Regions from separate parts of the Homo sapiens genome. Here region 1 is linked to region 2. Evidence: chromatin loops called from intact Hi-C (ENCODE). Cell type or tissue: chondrocyte. All regions are shown on one strand. Each heading gives the region's core, and the rest is flanking DNA. Links, peaks and the distances in the headings are about the cores only.

Region 1 (12,114 bases), core at 1,657-9,656, 360 kb after region 2:
TGTTCCTGAGACCAATAAATATGACAGCAGAGGTGTTATTATTCATAAAATCATGTGCTCTTTCCAATGTACTTTTCATCCCATGGTTGAGTGACACCAGGACAAAAATGTATAAAAGAAAAAGCTGACTTCAGCTTCCCCCAATTCCACTTTTGGTGCTTTCTATCTCCATGTCATGGCTTATGGAGATCAAGTCAAGCCCCTTCAAACTGGGTCTCAGATACCCAAGTCAGATCAATACCCAGGCCTGGCCTCCCCAAGTGGTGGCTATGTATGAAGTCTCCCAATTTCTAGGCTGATAGAACCTTATTCCAATTTTGTGCCCATTCTTGGCTGGAGACTGAATGGCAGAGGTTCCACATGCCTATGCAGCTGACCCCCAATAAAAACTCTGGACACCAACGCTCGAGTGAGATTTCCTGATTGGCAAAACTTTGCACAAGTTGTCACATATCGTTGCTGGGAAAATTAAAGGCTGTCCAGCAACTCCACTGGGAGAGAACAACTCTTCTCTCATGGCCTCAGTCTTATTCACTTTTTGCCTTTGCTGATTTTAAATTGTATGTTTTTGCTGTAATAAACTGCAACATGAGTGTAACAACTTGCCTAGGTTCTTTGAGTCTTCTAGTGAGTCATCAAATCTGAGAGTAACCCTGGGGACAACCAATAAAAAGACAGTGACATAGAGAGAAATTGTCATGAACCTCCAACCATGTATTTCTAATTTTAAACTCCAGTCCTACAATTTTTAGAAGTACAACCATAGAAAAGTGACTGAATGCCATTGAATTCCAGTTTCCTCATGTGCGACCAAGGTGATAATACCTGTATCATAGAGTTGCATGAAGTAAATAAGTTTGCAACTAAAGCACCTAGCACAATGCCTGGTACATCATAGGTACACAATATGTGTTACTTCCTTTCTCCCAATTTTAAACTAAGTATTATGTTGATTCTTATTCAGTTTTAGCAGGAATTGGGATGGGGGAACCTCTTTCCGACCTCGTAACTCAGACTAAGAAAAAGTAAATGTTCCTAAAGCTGATCAAAGTTTAAAAGGCTCCTTTTTAAAGATCTAGTCAAAAACTTTGGACTTAGCTGATTCTACTGCTAGTGAAATGTCTGTGCTGTCCCCATCAATAAAGGTTTGTATACAACTGAGGTAAGCCAGACACTGGGACTATAGTGGTAAGTAAGACAACCAACGGCCCTGCTGTCATAGAGACCAAATAAATAAATATAAAATAAATGAGTTTGCTGCAGATAGTTAGAAAGGTTATGAGGATGATAAAGTAAGGGAATGGGATACAGAATGTCTGGGTGGGGCTGGCATCATCTATGCTGTGGTAAGGGAGGGTCTCTGAGAAGGCAGCATCAGGGCTGAGGCTGAGGCTAGGTGATAAGAATCTATCTGTGTGGAAAGCTTGGGAGGTTCTTTCCAGGCTGAGGGATCAGCATGTTCAAAGGCCCTAAGGTGAGAATGAACTTGGCAGATGAAAGGAGCTGGAGCATAAGCACCTCGGGGATGGCTGGCTGGAGGGGAGGTCAGGGGCTGCGCAAGGGCAAGACTGTGAGGATTTGTGGGGCGTGGAGGCGTCAGCGTTTACCCACATTCAGTGGGAAGCTGTAGAGAAGTTTTAAGCAAGGACTTGGCCTAATCTGAAATCATTATTTTAACATTTTAAAATAATCCCTGTTGACTAATGGCAATGACATTAAATACTAGATTTGGAAGGAAACTAAAAGATCCCTTATCCCTAAATGCCTCATTTTAAGGATAAGAAATTGGAAACACAGAAAGGAGAAATTGTTCAAAGTTACCCATGAGGTTAAGAGAAGCAGCAGAGCCAAGACTCAGACCTCTGATCTCTCGGCTTATAGGGTCTCTGCAACTGCCAATCACCACCCAAGTCCTCAGTGCTGTGTTGGCTGCAAAAGAATGAGACTGAACATATCCTGGGCTGTTGACTCACACATCTGTTCTAATATTTCTCATGTCTTATGCTCATGAAAACACCAGTGTCTGTGACTAAGATATCATTCCCAAAGATGCCAGTACTGAAGGTGCCGAAAGGGTTCTGCAAAAATGGAGAAAATGATCTATTTTCAATTCCATGCCACATTTGTTCTCCTAGGTCCCAAAGGGAAATTGCTTGAGGCTGTAGTCTTACAGAGTCCCCATTACAATAACTCCCTTGTGATCTCCCCTAACCCTCTGCTACCTAGTCTCTCTCTTTCCCATCCCTCCTGCATCAGCCCACAAATAAATACCCTTTTGCCAAAAAATAACAACGAACCAAAAGTCATTCATTTCAAATCATACACTTCGTTCAAATCAAGCCTGCTATGATCCCAGCCAGGCCTCCCTCCTAAATGAGTTGAGGGAAGCAAGGCTGCCCAGACTAAAGTTGCATGTCCCCTCAAAGCCTTCCCTGCAAGGCTTTAACAAGTGAAAATTTGCTTTTTAGGAAAGTATCATTCCTGCAAAGCCTTGTATTTCTGTGTGACTTGAACAATGCCAGTACTATACTGCCCATAGAATGGTAGAGAAGGGATTTATTGCTCAAACGGCTTCTTGATAACTCATTGGCCTCAGCAGAGATATCCATAATTTATGGAGGAAGTGATCAATCACTAGAAAATACATCCTGCCCATTAAAGGAAGCTGTCAGCCTCCTGCCAGCCCATCTCACTGGACTGGAGAGTCTGAGCCAAGGGCACTTGGGACAGCCTCTTTCTGGCATTGGTTTTCAGGGAACAGAAAGAAATTTTGTCATTGACTCAAAAGCTCTAAGGCCTAAAAAGGAGCTGAGTTTTGGAAAATAGATTCACATAGGGGAAAATAGGAGGACAAGAGAGATCTGTCTTAAAGGGAGAAGCTTTCAACTATTCCTGCAGTAGATGGGGGTGCACGCATGAATCCATGAGTCTTCTATCTGTGGCCAGAAATAAGATTTGGAGATTAAAGGCTGGTGGTCAAGCTGGGGTTTTGGAAACATAGAGTGAGCAGCTGCTTAGCTATTCCACTTGCAAAATAAGAGGAAAGGCAGGATCGAGAGTGAAGCAAAAACAGGAGAGCAAGTGAAAGACAGATGCAACCAAAGAAGAAAAAAGAAGGCAAATATTTACTAATCAAAGAAGCAAAGGGAGTGAGAGGAAGTTGCCTAGAATCATAATGTGTCTGTAATTGCTCATCAGATCAGCTAACTTGGCCCAAATCTAATGTCATTCTTATTTTCAAATGCTCATGAGCTCTAAGGGATACCTGTTTCCTCTCTCCTGTGAGTTCTGAAAATAGAAACGCCCAGACATTTCATGTCACACTGGTTTGAGCTCCTGCTAGTTCTTCTTACCACACAGAGGCAGCTCTGAGTCCACTGTTTCCTGACCCACAGGTTCTATCTGTGAGTTCCTTGCCCTCTGGAGCAACTGGAAGACATTTAGTTCTCCTGCTCCCACTGAGGCATTCCTACAAGGGCTTCTGTGGATGAAATTGAGAAGTAGCCCCAAGAATTTTTGTGTCTTTCCCTCAGGGCTCTCAAAAGAGAAAGCATCTTTCCTCCTGCCACCCCACTTTCGATCTACTCACAAAGACATCATTTATACCCAGATATCATTGGAATGTCCTCCTCTCTGTATTTTTACATTTCAGTTAGGATCAAGCCCTAAGTCTAAAGAATGAATTGCTAAGAGTGGAATATTAGTGACAGCCAGTCTTATGAGTAGGCTGGACCCAGTGAAAGCATCCTTGATACGGCCTTTAACACCCTAAAGGATGTGGCCTCTGCCCAGATCTCTGACATATTCTACTACTTGTGACACTCATCTCCCTGCTCAAACATACTACCATCCCATCAGACACAGGGCTTTTGCACACACTCTTCCTTCCATCTGGTACTTTCTTCTGCAGCTCTGCACATAGTCACCAGTCCAGCTTAGTCTTCACATCTCAGCCTCCCTGCCTCCTCAGATGAGGTCAGGCCTCCCTACTAGAGGTTCCCCAGCACCATACGCTACTCCTTCACAGCAAGTATGATTCATTCCTTCTTTGTCCTAAAGGTCCTCATGTCAGAACACATATGACAGTTTCCAGCTGTCCCAAGAGGACCGGTATGACCAGGCTATAATGGGAGGAGGGATAAGTAGGCCAGAGAGGCAAACTGGCCAGATTAGTCAGGTGCATGAAAGCTTCATTCAGGATTTTATTCTGAGCACAATCAGAAAACACAGGAGGATTTTACACAGGGGAGTGACATGATCTATATTGATCTATACTCTAATTGAGTACTCCAGCTACTGTTTGCAAATGGACATAGGTAGAAGGCAACTTTAGAAGATGTTGGAAGGCTACTGTTGTGCCAGGGATGTTTTGTGGAGGTACAGAGGGGTCAATGGATTCAGTGTATGTTCCACACAATACACTGATAGATTAAATGGACTCAGCAAATGACACCACACAATATACTGATAGATTAAATGTGGTTCTTGAGGGACAGAGAAGAACTAGGATTGGGCTTGGCTAATTAGTAAATGCAGTGTTGTTTATTGACATGAAAAAGATTGGAAAAAGTAGCCGAGGGGGAGAAGTCAATGTTGTTTTGATAAGTTAGAATTGAGATGTCTTTTAAATATCCAAGTGGAAATGTCAGGAAAGCAGATGGAATTGCTAGGAAACGTTAGGGCTGGAAAAAGATATTGGGCAATGATAGACCTATGGAGAGGTTTGCCAGAGTCAGTGTTGCTCTTTGAGTACAATGGAATGAGGGGCTGACATCCATGAGGTTTGCAAGTGAGTGAACAGAAAGAACCAAGGAACCTACATGGGTGAGAAGAAAAAGAAAGACCTGAGCATAGTGAGAATACAGAAAAGTAATAGGGTAGAGGATTGAAAGTCACAACGAGGCTGTGTAATTTCTAAAGTGGGAGATCTAGAGTGAGTGAGATGGAAGGATATGAGGTGGTGCTCAGAGCAGAGACCTCTGCTATAGACCAACCTCATTAGGCTAGTTTACCCATTCCAAATCCTAAAACTTCGCTATGCTGGCATCCTTGCTCTGCTCCAAAATACCCTCCCTCCTTTTTAGGTATTAATCTATCCATGGATGTTGTCACACACTCTGTAACTTTAAACCAGCTTGATGTGTCTGAAGGCTGCACATAGGTTGACCACTCAATGGAGGTTGAAACGGTTTCAAAGCCATTTGTGGACACCTTCCTGAATCACTTCCTGTTGGCTGTTGCGCTGCTTGGTTTATGACCTGGTTGAACTCTGCTCAGCTCTTATGCTCTTTGCTCTAGTCTAGAGTCTTGGCTCCATCATCCATGCAAGATCATGCTCCCTGCTCTGCATTCTCTTGCATGGTGATGGCTGCCAGTTACTTTCTTGGAACTAAACCTCTGGCCAACATGGGACCCAGCTTGGTCTGCCTGCTTCTCCATGAGGGAAAGGATTAGAAAAGACCCACAGCTTCCTTCGTGATCCCCTTCCCAGAACGCCTTCTCTAGCAGACGCATCTCCATGCTGGCAAGCTCCTCCTCCCGTTTTCTTTCTACACTTGAGAATGTGTTCCCATCAGTTTTGTAAACACGTTTCTTCTGGCACATTTTAATTGTTTGTTGGAATGTTGTTGCACTCCTTATTTCTGTTTTTTAATTTTTGACATGTTTTTATGGAATTTTATATCCTTTTTGTTGCTCATTTTTATATGAAATTTGGTTATTTTCCTTCCTATCTTCATGGCTCTAGAGCTCCCTCTTCTGCTCTTCTTGTGAAGTGTTCATGATATGTTTTCCTTCCTGACAATCTCCTAGCTCTGGACTCCTCCCCTCCTTTCATGTAAACTTTGTTTTTTCTTTATCTCTATTGACCCCGTACTGCTCACTTTGAATCTTACTCCAAGCAGTTCCTACTCACTGTGGAGCTTTGTCTTAAAAGGGAGTTTTGTCTGGTTAGTTTAAAGCATTCGCAAGGTCCAGACTCTCAGGCCCCTTCAGATCTGACCACTTGCACACACTGCTAGCAGAGTCTGCAAAATTCTGAGTTTGGCAGTTGCTCTCAGGTTGGCCCTCTGAGGTTTCCAGTGAAAACCTGTCTGATTGACTGGGGGACTGTGACATACATTAGATACCCCATTGTTTTCCTTTGCTTTCACCAGTACAGCTTTGATACCATTCAGGTCTTGAAGGATCAGTGGTTTGTCCCTACCTACTCATATTTAGCTTTCATGGAGATACCTTATCAATTATTGTAAATGTTTATCATAGATTTGGGGGGCTTGGGATTTTTCTATCTAATTGCTCTGTTTAATTTTATGATGGTACTTGGAGAAATTAAATTTCTCAAACATTGTAAGTGGTAGACGTCAGATATAAATCCAGTCATTTTGCCTATGAAGTCCATACTACTAACCACTCTGCAAGGCTGCATCTAAGTGTCATTAGCTGTCAGAAGAATAAGTAGAAATTAAACAAATGAAAAATAGAAATAGACCAGTTCTAGGTTAAGAGAAAGGGATAGACAAAGGCCCTGGGGCTTCTGTGCTTTAGAGAAATGGAAAAAAGCCAGCTACAGCTTTGTGAGACATGGGAGCAAATCATGAAAGGATGCATGAAAAGGAAGCCAAAGCAGATAATTCAGGACACTGCAAGCCAGGGACAGGATTATTTTATCTTACATGCAATGCAAAGCCATCAGAAAAGCTGTAATGTGCATGCAATATTTCAAGAGAGCTCAGAAGAGGGATCACTTTGCTTCACTTAAAGAACTAAATTAGGCCTATAATCCCAGAACTTTGGGAGGCTGAGGCAGGCCTCGAGGTCAGCAGTTTAAGAAGAGCCTGGCGAACATGGCAAAACCTCGTCTCTACTACAAATACAAAAATTAGCTGGGCGTGGTGGTACACGCCTGTAATCCCAGCTACTTGGGAGGCTGAGGCACCAGAATTGCTTGAACCCAGGAGGTGGAGGTTGCAGTAAGCCGAGATCACGCCACTGCACTCCAGCCTGGGTGACACAACAAGACTGTCTCAAAAATAATAATAATTAAATTACATATCTCTGGAACTAAAGAATGATTTGACCACAGACAAGATGGGCAAATGGCGTGGTATAGTGCACTCATGGCCCACTAGGAAGTGAACCAAGACAGGAGTGAAGATGGTACCTGGGGGGAAAGTCATGAGATAGGAGGCTGGAGAACATGGATACTCAGGGCCAGATTGAGATGGCCCTGGGCAGTCCTTTCTTAAGGCATTCCTGGGAGCAATGGCCTTCCTCCACATCAGTTGCTACTGGAAGAAATGCAGAGATAGAGCCACGGAGCCTGTGTCATAATCAGAACTTAAAAAAGCTGCTACTTCAGATTGAATAGAGCTGCACATTTTTACAATTTTCACAATTTTTACAATTTTCAGAGCTCTACATCAGAAGGTCAGCCACATTCACCTGTCAAGATATTTTGGGCAGTAATGACTCCCCTTTCTTGCTATTCTTATCAGTTGCCTTTTGTTATAGTCACTGGGGCTTTGTGAGCTAGCTTTCTCATAAGTCTTCTGTATAATGTAGTATTCGGCACTTTTCCTATTCTCATTCAAACTTCAGCAAAAATATCAGGGAAAATGGGGGAAAGGATGATGCCTGCAACTTGAGTATTATTTTTATCTACATCACATGGAGTGAAGTTGCTTAAACGCTGTAGAACTATGACATAGTTCTGGGATTTCATATATTCAATATGTACATAAAGCAGGACCACTTTTCTATACTTTAGTGACCATTTTACTTCTAGCGCTGCTTTAGGCTTCCATTTAAAATTCTGATTCTTAATCTAAGTTTGAAATCATTGGGAATTATTTGTGGAAAGGCCAGTGGATGGTGAGGCATTAGGCCAAAGGGAGGTCAGGACCCGTTGAGTCTGCTAAGGGCAAGGATGTATGTAAGAGCACAGGTGTGAGCCATTAGCAGCCAGCACCTGCAGCAGCTGAGGCCTAAGTGTATCAGCCTGGTCGAGGGAATCTGGGTGGGGTACGGGAAGCATCTGCTCTGTGGGGCTTGGATGGGACAACATCCCTAATATTTCTCACAATGCCTTTTCTCTACTCAGTAACCCCACGATCTTTTCAGAAGTGTTAACAAAGCCTGTGACTTTTATTTGCTCTGATACTGTTTCTTGATGGCAGTGCTCTGAATGGGGTCTCAGTCCTAAGGCTGTGGTCTAATGGCCATGCCTTTGAGACAGTAGCAGTTTCATTTTCCAACCACGAAAGTCCAGAATCTCTGGAATCTCTATATTCATCTGAAACTGTTCATAAACCTTCTTTCCTGGAGCTAATCCCTTTCTTGTACTACTTTATCAAATGTACATGTAGCGACTGGCTCATACTTTCAAATTCTGCTTCCAACTGACTAACCTGATGCTCAAGTTCATTTAGAACACTTTCTGTTTTCCATATTCCACAGGCAATAGTTTCACAAAATGTTTGCCAGCACATGAATTACCATTCTCCCAACATCCTATAACAGTCTCTTCACTGCCATCTATCCACCAAGAGGCAATGCAAATACTATGGATATATAATTCTTTGGGACCAACAGTAGTAATTACCACAGTCTATTGCCCAAGCTGGACAAATGGGAATTCTTTTGATGGGGATAGACATCAGAAGTTACCTCTGTGGATGTGATCTGGATAGCTGTGGCATAGCCCCTTCTACCATGTGACTACCGGCAAAGAGAGCCCATCTGTAGACATAGAGAAATAAAGCAGGTGAACAGAACAAAGCAGACATGTGAGAGGCACAGAGAGGCTTCCCTGGATTCTTGGTACCTGACAATTTTCCCTTTTCTGGAAGGGTTCCAGCTCCTTCCATCTCAACTTCAGCAATAATAATGGAAACTTGAAAAGGCTCTCAGAAGACCATCTCCTTCAGGAGCCTCCCATACTCTAAAAAATGAGGCAGCATTTCTCTCCTATTGACTATCAGTCTGAATCCTTTGTAGAATCACTTGCATTAACATCCGCAGTAAATCCAAGTATGGGGGAGTGGAATTTCTTCTTGATTTTTTGTCATGTTTTAAATACAGCTTTGTTGTTGTTGTTGTTGTTTTTAATAGAGTTCAGGAGTAGAAACTTTGGAATCAGAAAGATTTGAATTTGAATCTGATATAAACAACTTGCTTTTGGTGTATCTTATAATTTTAGGCAATGTACTCAACCTTAGGCATTTTTTTTTTTTTTTAGATGGAGTCTTGCTCTTGTCGCCCAGGCTGGAGTGCAATGGCATGATCTCAGCTCACCGCAACCTCCGCCTCCTGAGTTCAGGCGATTCTCCTGCCTCAGCCTCCTGAGTAGCTGGGATTACAGGTGCCCACCACCATGCCTGGCTAATTTTTGTATTTTTAGTAGAAACGGGTTTTGTATTTTTAGTAGAGACGGGGTTGGCCAGGCTGGCCTGGAGCTCCTGACCTCACGATACACCCACCTCGGCCTCCCAAAGTACTGGGATTACAGGCGTGAGCTGCCATGCCTGGCCACCTTAGGCAATTTATTTAACCTTCCTAGTCCTCATTTTTCTCATCTACCAAGTGAAGATTATAATATCTACCTTGGAGTTGTGAAAATCATAAGATAATGTCTACCAAGTGCTTAGCACTACTCTATGCTTACTGTATAGATTAAGTCCTTTTTTTTTTTTTTTTGCTTTCCTGCTGTTTTCCCTTCTTCTTGCCTTGTGTAATAGCTTTGCACACAGTAACCCCATGCATGAGACTTCTTTTCATGAAGGGGATCATGTCATAATTATTCCAACTTCTAATGATCTTTACATTAGTCATGTCCAAATTCCCCATTGGACTAGAAAAGTTCCATTCTTCTGTTAGCATTTGAGGTTTGTGTGTTATGTCTCCCTAGAATGTTAGAGCCAATAAGGGCCTTCAAGTTGGTCCATTTATTGTAATCTTTTCATTTTATAGATGAAGAAACAGTGATCACAAAAGTTAAGATGACTCGTTCAAGGTCATTTGGCCAGGTAGTAGCAAAGCACAGATTAACATCTATTTCAGTCCTTCTTCTAATTTGTTATTCTACATAACAGCTGAAATTGAAGATACCACAATTTTCTCATGGTTGGCTTCCTGCTAAATTTTTAGTTTAAAAATTTTAGTTGGGTTTTAGTTTAATTCCTTCTCCCACTTCATCTTGGCTCTAGACTATGCACTTAAGTCTTTAAATCAGAGGATAATGGAACAGGCATGATTATGGATTATTTCAGGAAGGAGCAAGAACAAAGTAATTCCATGGAAGCCAAAAATCTTTAAAAAGCTTTGCAGAGTTCAGTAAGGAAATACAGGCACTATCTCAGACCACCCATATGGCCCAACATCCAGGAACACCCAGCAGGAGGCCAACAGCATGACCCAGAAAGGAGGCCAATGAAAGTACACAGTAGGAAATGAAGCTGGACCACCTGCATCATCAATAACCAATGTTCACTCAAACAATTGTAGCATTGTTTGAACATTGAGAGAAGAAGAAAAAGTAAGGAAAATTCTACAATTGTAGTTGATTCCAAGAAAAGCACGCTATGGTTTCTGATGTCTGCAACAAGTAGCCAGGTGTGAAAATGCAGAGCTATTCAGTTAGGAGGTTAGCATTAGGACCAGACGATATCAGGAGGGATTGGTAGGGTGGACCTGATGACTTCTACATGTGTGACTTGAATAAAGAGCAAGACTATTTTCAAATGTAAGATTTGTACAGAAACCATATCTGTACCATGCACTGAGGTGGCCAAGACAGTGCCAGAGGATGGACCACAGTCTCCCTAATCTAACTGCAAAGACACACTCATGATACTGACCACCAGAAGCAGTGAAACATCACTGCCAGGTGAGACAGCAAGAGCTGCTAGCAAACAGGCAGCAAGAGCAGGAGGAATCCTACTGAGCCCCTGCCCCCGCCGCCACCCCGGGATGGGAGTGAAGGACTTTAAAGGTAATATCCTGAATCTCTCTCCCTCCCTAATCACCTCCTCTTGGGCCGATGTGTCTTAATATTGGTAGTGGTTCAGTTTGGGCCATTACAGTATCAGCTGCTACTGACCTCTTCATTCCTACACAGGACTTACAGAAAAGTTGGGAGGCTGAACTCCTGCATCTGTGCTGCCTTCTTGTGTCCCCAACACCAGCCAAGGCTGTGTGGGAAGCTCCTCACCAACTCAACCTTAACATAACACGATGATGATGGTGTCATGGTCCTGCTTGGACACTTTTCATGCCCCATGTCTTCCTCTCAGGGCCCTTAATACTATTGACTCCCATTTCTCCAAATCTTCATGGCTCCTTTCCCTAACAAGGCTTCTGAAGAGTCTCCTTTCTTCCAAAATTACTAGTGTATTAGTGTGTCTTAGTGACTTTGAAACCACCAGGCTTCCTGTTCACCAGTAAAAGGAACTGGTACCTTTGGATGATACGGTTTCTGGATAATGGCTAATTTGTGCTTATCCATGGAACACCACTGAGTGTCTTCACCCTCCTTATCCACATTTAACTGGACCTAAATATCCCAGTGAGCTATCCACTATATAAGAAAAATTTAAAAAAGATATTCTAAGAGCCTTTTAATTTTCCCAAGACATATGCTACCATTGTTATCCTTAAGTATTATTGTAAACATTATTTAACAATGCACCAGCTGCTGTGAAGAAACAAAGAGAAACAAAGATGTCTTTACTTCTCAGTGGGTTAACAATTTCAATGAGAAAAAAAAAACTTATGTAAATATATGGATATATACTATGAAGTCAGGGAAAGCACACAAAATACCCAGGAGATTGAGAATTCATTTGTAAAGATGTTTTAACAGCATGAAGGGGTGTATATTTCTAATTATGTGTTTAATAAACCCAGGAATCCACCAGAAGATACCTGTGACACCCTTAGAGTATTGCTTTGATGACTTAAACTGGCAAAGAACTAGTTTCCCATTTGAAAAGGCTTCCTTTAATCCATTTAAACAAGAGATGTTAATTGTTCAAATCACTTTGAACAACTACCACCACACTGCGTCCTGTCATTCCCTGGCTATTCCTGGAGGGGTTGCACCCTGCTATAAACAGA
Region 2 (12,114 bases), core at 1,516-9,515:
TTCTTATAAAATGTTCAAAGAAGAATTAATACCAATCCTTTGCAAACTTTTCCACAAAATAGAAGATGAAGAAACACTTCTCAACTCATTCTACAAGGCCCATATTATCCTATTATTATTCTGATACCAAAGCTAAACAAAGCCATCATAAGAAGAAAAAATAAAAACCAATATAGATTCAAAGACTCTCAACAAAGTACTAGAAAACTAAACGCAGCAATATTTAAAAAGGATTATTCATTATGACCACAAGGGAATTATCTCAAGTAATGCATGGTTTGTTTAACACATGAAAGTGAATCAATATATGATACAACGTTAATGGAATAAAGGACAGAAACCACAGGATCATATCAATTGATACAAATTTATTTTATAAAATCCAATGCCATTTCATGAGCATTATATTCAGTAACCTAAGAACAAAGGAGAACTTCCTTAATCTGAAAAGTGGCATCTATGTGAATAGTGAACATCATATTTAATGGTGAATGACTTAATGCTTTCCCCCTGAATTAGGAACCATTCAAGAATGTCCTCTTTATCAATTCTATTTAACCTTGTATTGGGGGTTCTACAAGGAAAATTTGGCAATAAAAAGAAACAAAAGGCATCCAGATTATAAAGAGAAAAGTGAAACTATATTTGCATATGATAGGTATATCACAGAAAATCAATTTAAATACTGTTAGTAGTACCAGTAATAAAATAAGTACTAATAAAAGCTAATTAATACTAATCAACTAATAGGTCCAGCAAGCCTGCATAATACAAGGTTAATATGGAAACATCAATTTTATTTGTACACACTAGCAATGAATATTTTGAAAATAAATTTTTTAATTCCATTTACAATAGTATCAAAAAGAATAAAATTACTTAGGTATAAAATGAACAAAAGCCATGAAAGACTTATACGCTGAACATTATAAAGTATTATTGGAAGAAATTAAAGAAGAACTAAATAAGTGGAAAGGCATTCCATTTTTATGGATTAGAAGACTTAATATTGTTAACATGACAATACTTCCCAAATTGATCTGAGATTCAAAACAATCCCTATCAAAACTCCAGCTGCCCTTTTTGCAGAAATTGACAAGCTTGTATAATATTGATAGAGAAATAAAAAGAATACAGTATAGCCAAAACAATCTTGAAAAAGAACAGAACTGGAAGACTGACATATCTCAATTTCAAAAACTACAATCTGATTAAGACAGTATAGTACTGTCATAAAATAGATATCCAGACCAATGGCATCAAATGGTAGGATCCAGAAATAGACTCACTCATACATTTATGTTCAATTGATTTTTAACAAGAAAGCCCAGACAATTCAATAGAGAATCAATAATCTTTTTAATAAATGGTACTGGTAAAACTGGATTTGTCTCATTAAAAAGAATAAAATTGAACCCCTACTCATACCATAATCAAAATTTAATTCAATGGCTTTTGTTAAAAAGTCAAAAACTTACAGATGTTGGCAAGGCTGTGGAGAAAACGGAACACTTACACACTGTTAGTGGAAATGTAAGTTAGTTTCATCACTGTGGAAAGCAGTTTGGAGATTTCTCAAAGAACTAAGAGTTAAACTACCATGCAACCCAACAATCCAACTACTGGGTATATATGCAAAGAAAAGTAAATTCTTCTACCAAAGTCACATGAACCCATATATCCATCACAGCATTATTCACAATGGTGAAGACATGGAATCAACCTAGGTGCCCATCAATGGTGGACTGGATTAATAAAATGTGGTACATATACACTATGGGAATTCTACACAGCTATAGAAAAGAAAGAGATCATGTTGTTCACAGCTACATGGATGCAGCTAGAAACCACTGCCCTAAGCGAACTGACACAGGAACAAAAAACCAAATATCACATGTTCTCACTTATAATATAAGTGGGAGCTAATATTGGGTACACATGGTCATAAAAATGGGAATAGTAGACACTGGGGAATACAAAAGTGGGGAAAGAACGAGTAAGGATTGAAAAAAATTACCTATTGGGTACTATGCTCACTACCCCGGTGATGGATTCATTCGTATTCCAGGCTTCGGCATCACACAATATCTTCGTGACAAACCTGCATTTCTATCCCCTAAGTCTAAAATAAAAGTTGAATAAAGAAAAAATAATAAATAAAAACAGTTCAGAGGCCTAAATGTAAGAAATAAAAACTAGAAAACTCTTAAATGAAAACATAGGAGTAAATCTTCATTGGGCAATGGTTTCTTATATATGATGCCAAAAACATAGCAACAAAAGAAAAAAATGTTATATTGGAGTATATCAAAATTGAAATGTTTTGTGCCACAAACAATATTATCATGAAAGTGAAAATACTCCCCACAGAATGGGATAAAGTATTTTCACATCGTATATCAAATAAGGAAATTGTTTTCAGAATATGTGAAGAATACTTAATCATAAAAAAGCAAATTAAATAATGAGTGAATAATTTGAATACGTATTGCTCCAAAGAATATATACAAGTGGCTAATAAGCACATACAAAGAATCTCAACATCATTAGTCATTAGAGAAATACAAATCAAAACTACAATAAGATGCCAGTTTAGATCTAATAGAATACTATAATAAAAAAGAAATATAATAATAAGTGCTAACAAGGGTATACAGAAGTCCGCACCCCCATGAACTACTGGTGGAAATGCAGAGTAATGCAGCAATTCTGGAAAAAAGTTTGACAGTTTCTCAAAATGTCAAACATAGAGTTACCATATGATTCAGCAACTTCACTCCCATATATATGCCCAAAAGAAATGAAAACATACCCACACAAAAACTTCTACATGAACGTTCACAGCATATTTATTCCTTATATCCAGAAAATGGAAAAACCCAAATATTCCTCAACTGATGAATGGATAAACAAAATGTGGATTATCCATAAAATAGAGTATTATGTTGCAATAAAAAGGAATAAAGTACTGATATACGCTACAATATAAATAAACCTTAAAAACACTGTGCCAAGTTAAAGAAGAAGCCAGTCACAAAAAGCAAAAGCATATTCTGTGGTTCCATTTATGTGCAATATGAATGGGCATATTTTAGAGACATAAATTAGATTAGTGGTTGCTTAGGGATTGGGGTGTTTTTATAGGAGAGAATGGGGATTGATAGCTAATGAATATGGAATTTCTTTTAGATGAAAGAAAAATATTCTAAACTTACATCGTGTGATGGTTATGCTGTCCTGTGAATACGCCAAAAAGCAGTAAATTGTATACTCAAAGTGGGCAAATTATATAGAATGTGAATTATATTTCAATAAAGCTGTTGAGAAAAAAGATTCAATGTGCCATATATCTTATAATGGTTTTATTCCATGAAAGGGCATTCATAGCCTTTATTCATTATTATGGTTATGCTATTGTGATTGTGATTTTTTTCACACAATCACAAAGCAAATATAATCACAAAGCTATGACAGTTTCTGTTTCATAATATTTGAAGCTTGATTTAACGTACTTTTGACAGTTCAAACCTATTTGCCAAAGTTACTGCCACTGAAATAAAAAAAGAGAAAAAAAGAAAAAAAAATTTGCTAAACAAGCTTTTCTAAATAAAAAAAAAAAAAAAAAGAGGCAATTTGTTTTCACTCTTTTAGTCCAGGGGATCTGACTTGATGTGTTTTCTGAGCTGCAAGTTCTTCTGTTCTAACCAGTATTCTGCTGCACGTGCCAGGATTCATGCCAAATATTTTGTGTAGCATTTCTAGAAGGTACACATTAAAATTCAGTTCCGTGAAAAAAGACATTTACTGTTTGTTTCCATTCTGGATCAGAAAATGGCCAATGCCATTAGGAAGGAAGAATAACACATTACAGCTAAAATAAATACTATATCCATGAGCCTGGAAAACAACCAGCGTTGGTGAACGAAAGAGACTGGATTACAGATGACAGAATCCATAGGGGGCTCTGGAGTTCAACTCCACTGTTGTTTATCACAGTTTAAGAGGTGGCCCAACTTGAGGCACAGGTGTTGAGCTTTTATAGTGCTGCAATGATTAGTCATTGGTTTGGGATCATAAGCAGAGGACTGTAAATTACTAAGCATTCCCTGCTCTGGTCTAAGAGGCTCTAGTAGCCCAAAGGTAATCCTCTAGAGAAAGTTGCAGGTGTGATTTCCTGGGAGAAGTACACAGAAGTTAGAAGCCATGCACCCAGAATTAATAAAGATGACTAGAAGAGACCTGGGCAGAGTACCTACAGACTACAATGTTTACAACGATAAAGAAAAAAATAAAACACATACCACAGTACCAATTAGAACTAAGCTAAAAATCTCAGTGCTGTACTCATTACCTGGGTGGCCCTAGGCAAACTACTTCTCATTCCTGAATTTCAGTTTTCTCATATGTAAAATAGAAAGGTTAATAGCATATACTTTATAAGTTTGTTATAAGAAACCAATTAGAAAATATATGCAAAACCATTTAAAACTGTATCTTAACTATAATAGCTACTAAATAAGTGGCTATTATTGTTACTATCATCATCATTATTCTTTCCTGGGCTAGAATAGTTCTTTGAATTAAACAGCATAGTAAATCTGGATTTCTTGACACTTCTTTACATCTAAATCTCAATCTCCTCTGGTTTTAAAATATTTAACTCTCTGCTCTGTTTCTCAGCCTTAGGAAATGTCCTCCTCTTCCGCATCTTCCTCCTTTCCCTCTCCTTGTTGCTTGACCCTCAAGTCTGTGTCCCCCTGACCTTGACTTTGGAAGCAGTCAATTTAGACAGTACCAGGCCAAACCATGAGAATGTGACTCCAAGACTAATGGATTGTGTCAGGTATCTGCATTCTGAAATTAATAGAAATACCACCAGCTCCCAGGAAGCCCTGCCAAAAAGCAAAGGTGAGAAGGACTTCCAGCAGCAACAGTGCTGCAGTAGTAGGGCCTTGATTAAGGTCAGCAAAGGACTGACTGCAGAACAGGACTTCTAGGGCTCAGGCAAAGAAGAAAAGACTTGGTAAGTTGTAGAAATTTTAAAATGTGATTTCATGTCTTCGCTGGGTAAAATTGTTTTTTATCTGAATGATAAAGGATGAGATAACATCTAGGACATGGTGTCACTCAGATCCCCTTCGGCAGCCAGGTTTTTCTGTTACCTTAAGATCAAGACCTTTCAGAGAAACCCTGCTTCTCATTAGCCCCACCTCCTAAGCTGTTAGTCAAGTATTTTTCTCTGGAAAGGCAAGGTTGTCCCATTTGCCCACTTTGTTAATTCCTTTGTGAGATGTCATTTGTGCCAGGGAAAACAGACCCCAGCTCCACATAACAGCTTCTCAGAACCAAGTTTTCCTCTGCCCAGAACTCATGACAAAGGCCTCCAATGGGGTACTTTGATGAGTCAGCAGGAGAAATATTGCCCTTTGACTCTTTTTCTTGATGTCAAGGTGTCTAATAAATAAAACTCCTTGAAGATGAAGGAAATACCAATCAAACTATACTAAACCTGAGAGTGCATTTCAGGTTAGAAGGGAAAAATTATTTTGAGACTATTCTTCTCTTATTGTATATTAATCCATTGGTCTCCATTTTTACTTATTATAAAATGCAAATTTAATATAGATTAGAACTTTCTCGCTGAAAGATGGCTCTAGGAGGAATATCAAGTAGATCAAAATTAGTTTTTACGTGGTAGCTCATTGCTATTTATTTGCTTACCAATTGCTCTTCGCTTGGCAGATAAGGTCCCCGGAAGCATTCAAACCATCTCCCAAAAGCCTTCGACATCCAAAAAGAGATAGTGCTAGAATAAACTGATCTTGAACACCCAGGCAGGCATGCCAGCATTCAACCTACAAAGACGTCAGTGGTGAGTGGAAATGTAGCAAAGAACAAAAGTACTCAACCTACTTGTGTTCCCAGTGGTCATGTGAATAAGCAGCACGGGAAGCAGCCACCAGTTACCAGTGTTCAACTCTGCTCCAAACCTAGGGAGAGATGGACGGTAGGGGTCAGAGAAGGTCCATGACATGACACATTCCAACTTAGCCCTTTGTTTCTTTACTGGCAAAAAGCAAACCTATGAAAAGAATAAGATTTATAGACACAACACAGGACTTCTGTTGCTTTTGTATAAAATGTCTGAGTACAAAAAGTAAAAAGAGCTGCAATTTCAGATGCCTCTGAGGCCCAGTAAATCAAAACACCAAGCAATCTTGTTTGAGAAACTATTATGTCTCCTAAACTGTGCTTCTGACTATGGGGATTCAAGATGCTATTTTCAAATAATGTACAATCTAGTTGAGATGACAAGACTAATCTGTATGAAAATATCAGGGCTTAGAGTTTGCTGCAATAAGAAAGAACAGCCTGAAGTTGTCAAAAAAGATGCTGCAGCCAACAGGAGTGTGGGTAACTGACAAAATTCTGCAAAACAGTTCAATAAATCATCTTCTTTGAAAGGTGCTTATAAAATAGAAAAACAGGCTGCATCTGGTTAGAGGTCCCATGATTCAGATGGAGGCGCTACAGCATAGTGGACAGTTGGTCAACCTGAATTGGACTTGGTGTGACAAAGAAATTAAGCTGTCAGGGATCTTTGGTTCATGCAGCAGAATCTAGCCTATTCTGATTACTAAAAACACTGTGTGTGTGTGTGTGTTTTGGTTTTGTTTTGTTTCGTTTTAGCAAAAATCTCAGGCCCAATTCTAATTCTACTTGTTTGAGTCTTGTGCCTAGCCTAGAACCATCCTTTGGACTATTCATACCCCAAGAGACCAATATGGGAAAAATCATTTGGTTGCATTACATGTTCCAGTTGCCCATTAATGGCCTTTTGGTAGATAAATTACCATATAGCCCTGCCATTTTCCTGCCAAATTTATCTTCAGCTAAAATTACTTTTTTAAAAAATACTGTAGAGTTGGGAAGTTAAACTTCAGGAATTATGATTGTATTGTTTTGGTGTAATAAATCATCAGCATTAGTCCCATTTGAGGGCTAATTTTCATTACCAAGTATCTTTTTTTCTCTTAGTAGGAAATATTTCTATCCTGAGACAATAGGGAAAAAACCTATCCTATGCATTCTGCAGTGAAATCAGAGAGGAGATCTTTAAGAGCATGTGGCTTCTCTTACTTGGTATTTTTTTAAATTTTTTTTTAGAAACAGGGTCTCACTCTGTAGCCCAGGCTGGAATGCAGTGGCATGATCATGCTCACTGCAGCCTCAAACTTCTGGGCTCAATAGATCCTGTCGCCTCAGCTTCCCAGGTAGCTGGGATTACAGGCACACATCACCACCCCCAACTATTTATTTTTAGTTTTTATTTTTTTATAGAGACAAGGTCTTACTTTGTCATGCAGGCTAGTCTGGAACTCATTGCTTCAAGTGATCTTCCTGCCTCGGCCTCCCAAAGTCCTGAGATTACAGGTGTGTGCCACCCCACCCCAGACTTAAAAGCATACGGTTTTTCTCACTTTGCATGTCAGATTCCTTAGGAAATGTTTACTGTCACAATTGGCAGTGAAAAAAAAAAGCATATGGTTAGCCTTAAAATCATATGGTTTCTCTCACTTTGGATGTCAGATACCTTAGGAAATTTTTACTGTCACAATTGGACAGAATCTCAAAGAAAAGCTCCTATCATAACAAATTCTTCCTATTGTCTGCAGCCACATTTTCTTTATGCTTCAAATGATGGGAAATGGGAACTGCACTGGTGCTCTAAAGAATACCAAAAAATTTAAAATAAAACAATTATGGGACTTGGAAGATAAAATGTGCAAAACTATATGCCCGGATTAGTAATACAGTGTTATTATTGAAATCATTCACGTCCACAACAAACATGAAATAAGAGTACAATGAAATCCTATATATGTCTTATCTCAATTCACCACTCTTAAAATCATCATCTTTTAATTATTTTGACTGTTCCAGTTATTCTGAACTTGGCCAGTAAGGACCCCTTCAAGACAACTCTTCATCCATTTAACATGACCCTCATTAATCTTTTAGTACTTCCTTGTTTTCTGTCTCAATAAGATGTTTCACGGTCATTTTCTAATCTCTGCTCCAAACCTGGAATAAGGCATCCCAAAGAGACAAAATTATTTTTAGTGAGGAATAGTCTTTAGAAATAAAGATCTGAGTGCCACAGAAGCTAAGAGTTCAACAGTACTATTTAATGTTTCATAGTAAATGTTTAGAATGTATTTTTTTATTATTATTATTATACTTTAAGTTTTAGGGTACATGTGCACAATGTGCAGGTTAGTTACATATGTATACATGTGCCATGCTTGTGTGGTGCACCCATTAGCTCGTCATTTAGCATTAGGTACATCTCCTAATGCTATCCCTCCCCACTCCCCCCACCCCACAACAGTCCCCAGAGTGTGATGTTCCCCTTCCTGTGTCCATGTGTTCTCATTGTTCAATTCCCACCTATGACTGAGAACATGCGGTGTTTGGTTTTTTATCCTTGCGATAGTTTACTGAGAATGATGATTTCCAATTTCATCCATGTCCCTACAAAGGACATGAACTCATCATTTTTTATGGCTGCATAGTATTCCATGGTGTATATGTGCCACATTTTCTTAATCCAGTCTATCACTGTTGGACATTTGGGTTGGTTCCAAGTCTTTGCTATTGTGAATAGTGCCGCAATAAACATACGTGTGCATGTGTCTTTATAGCAGCATGATTTATAGTCCTTTGGGTATATACCCAGTAATGGGATGGCTGGGTCAAATGGTATTTCTAGTTCTAGATCCCTGAGGAATCGCCACACTGACTTCCACAATGGTTGAACTAGTTTACAGTCCCACCAACAGTGTAAAAGTGTTCCTATTTCTCCACATCCTCTCCAGCACCTATCTTCACAGAATTGGAAAAAACTACTTTAAAGTTCATATGGTACCAAAAAAGAGCCCGCATTGCCAAGTCAATCCTAAGCCAAAAGAACAAAGCTGGAGGCATCACACTACCTGACTTCAAACTATACTACAAGACTACAGTAACCAAAACAGCATGGTACTGGTATCAAAACAGAGATATAGATCAATGGAACAGAACAGAGCCCTCAGAAATAACGCCACATATCTACAACTATCTGATCTTTGACAAACCTGACAAAAACAAGCAATGGGGAAAGGATTCCCTATTTAATAAATGGTGCTGGGAAAACTGGCTAGCCATATGTAGAAAGCTGAAACTGGATCCCTTCCTTACGCCTTATACAAAAATCAATTCGAGATGGATTGAAGACTTAAACGTTAGACCTAAAACCATAAAAATCCTAGAGGAAAACCTAGGCATTACCATTCAGGACATAGGCATGGGCAAGGACTTCATGTCTAAAACACCAAAAGCAATGGCAACAAAAGCCAAAATTGACAAATGGGATCTAATTAAACTAAAGAGCTTCTGCACAGCAAAAGAAACTACCATCAGAGTGAACAGGCAACCTACAGAATGGGAGAAAATTTTCGCAACCTACTCATCTGACAAAGGGCTAATATCCAGAATCTACAATGAACTCAAACAAATTTACAAGAAAAAAACAAACAACCCCATCAAAAAGTGGGCGAAGGACATGAACAGACACTTCTCAAAAGAAGATATTTATGCAGCCAAAAAGCACATGAAAAAATGCTCACCATCACTGGCCATCAGAGAAATGCAAATCAAAACCACAATGAGATACCATCTCACACCAGTTAGAATGGCAATCATTAAAAGTTAGAATGTATTTTTTAACTTCTAGTATAACAAATAAAGTAATCATATTTAACACATGAGAAAAGTCCCTTAAAAGAGATAAAATGCATTAAAAAATAATGACCAATACAAAAGAAGGCAGGATAAGAGAATCAAATAATCAGTGAGACAAATATAAAACAATTAGCAAGATGGCAGAATTAATCCCACATATGTTAAGTGTAAATGAACTAAACACTATAATTAAAACATAAAGACATCAGACTGGGAAAAATAAGATCCAGTTCTATACTACTTACAAGAAACACACCTGAATATAACACACAGATAGGTTAAAAGTAAAATGATGAAATAAGTTATATCAAAAAAACACTATATAAAATGTTCTGGCTCCATTAACATCAGCAGACTAGAGTATAAGGTAGGAAATACTATAAGAGTGCGAACAGATATATTTGCTGATGATAGAGAATTTGATAAGTATCATCACACATGTATGATAAACACTTTCAGCACACTAGGAAAATATGGGAACATATTTAATCTGATAAAGGGTATCTACAACAGAACTACAATTAACATCATACTTAAAGGTAAGCTATTGTATAGTTTTCTCCTAATTTCTAGGATAAGACAAAGGGGTACACTGAAATTACTGTCATTCAACATTTTGCTGGCACTTTTAGACTGTGTATTAAAACAAGATAAAGAAATGAAAAGCGTAACAATTGGATGGAAAGCATAACATAGTCTTTATTGTAGATGACATAATATTACATATAGCAAATCTGAAATCAATAAGTGAATTTAGCAAGGTACTAGATATAAGATCAATCTTCCATAATCAATTATCTGCACTCCTAAGGTTATTTCTTACATCTGAAATGAATGTTCAGAGTGTTCCACAAGGCTCTTCACTCTGGCTAGGCCCAGGGTCTAACAGCTATCAGCACTGTTTAGTCTCTGAAATCACACTGCAACAATCAAAAAATAAAATTAGAAATGTAATATGATTACAACATCAAAGATTGTTATATGTATGGTAATAAATATAATAAACAATGTTAAAGACATAGGAATTTTAAATAAATTATGAATTATTGCTTAGAGAAGTCTTAAAACACGTAAATAATGATATTCTACGTTCATGTATTTCAAGAAACAAAATAAGTTACCAATTATTTTCAAATTTCGAATTAATCTAAAAAAGCAACACAGTTACAGCCAAAACCTCAGCAACTTTTTTGTTTTTTTACATTGGGAAGCTGATTCTAAAATATAGTTAGAAATGCAATGGGCCTCCAAAAACAGGTGACAAATTGGCAAGTTGCTGAGAATGAGGGATTACACACAAGGAGACAGGTTCTGGAAGCTTCTGAGGATCTAAGGAGGCTTGGTCAGCGTCTTGTAGTAAAGGAAGGTTAATAATTCCAGTAGGAGGTTCCAGCATCAAAACAAGACCAGAAAGCATGCCCTGGAGAGTGGGCCAAGGAACTTTCTCTCTTGTGGTCATAGCTAAACATAGTCTTGACTCTCAGGAGTAGCCAGGTATGCCAAGTCTGTTTGTTTACACACAATTACTAACTCAGCATTCCTTCAAATTATATTGCATGAAGCTGAATATACCCTCACATTTCAAATATATTACTTGCACCAAAATTCAAATTACTGCATCATAAGAAGGTGTCATGAGCCTAATTCTGTCTTAGGGCCCACAAGCTTCAACTAATATAAAGGACAGTCCCGTGTCCAAATAAAATCTCTTTAAAAGGTGGTATTTGTCTGACTCAGGACCCACAAAAGTGTATCATTCTGAGACTTTAAACAATACATTGAGAAAATGTACATAATTTTATTATTTAACACAATGACTTGAAGATGCTTAATATATTAACTCATTGAAAATATAATAATTATGATTACAATTATTTTTATATAATGTTTTGTGTCTTTGGCCCTTTACTGAGCTCCTTCCACCCACCCACACCCACCCAATGCACACTGCTCAGAATTCAGCCCAACCAGCGTGTTCCTTTCTCTACTACCTGCTAATTTCCTCCTCTTGATCATTTAAACATTCCTGCAAAAGTCTCCATTGCACAATTCAATTATCTCCCTATCACCAAGTCTCAAGTCTGGCTTTTCTCTTGATAAAGAGGGAGAAAATATCATATCCTGAGAAAACACTCCAGATTTGCTATCTTAAATCTGGAGCCGGTTATCCTACTTAATTACCATATCCTGAGAAAATTACCATCTCCTAAGCAAGCCGCCTTGCTCTTTAAAATGCAAGGTCTTAATTTTCTTCCTAAATTCTTTTCCCGTTTGACTTTTTTTCTCACAATGAATAAATCCCTGTTCAGAAACAATGTTTAGGTCTCATCC

The links. A loop is a pair of places that touch in the nucleus more often than their neighbours do. Peaks named below come from ENCODE experiments on the same cell type or tissue, not always from the same donor. Only the 100,000 strongest peaks of a DNase experiment are listed, where the experiment ranks them.
Region 1: it touches region 2 in a loop (2.6-fold over the local background); 4 of 110 quality-filtered maps call a loop at or near these places.

The regions. Positions count from the first base shown.
Region 1 is chr10:109,768,260-109,780,373 of GRCh38, forward strand. No RefSeq gene overlaps it. Among named protein-coding and RNA genes, the nearest start is that of XPNPEP1, 150 kb to the right of the region's middle. In chondrocyte, for the core only: CTCF peaks have their summits at 5,748 (motif pointing left) and 5,962; no DNase peak of the experiment used is centred there.
Region 2 is chr10:109,406,124-109,418,237 of GRCh38, forward strand. LOC107984182 (a long non-coding RNA gene) reads right to left here and starts at 5,889. Exons shown (of 3, transcript XR_001747307.2): 1 at 5,722-5,889. In chondrocyte, for the core only: CTCF peaks have their summits at 6,020 and 6,227; no DNase peak of the experiment used is centred there.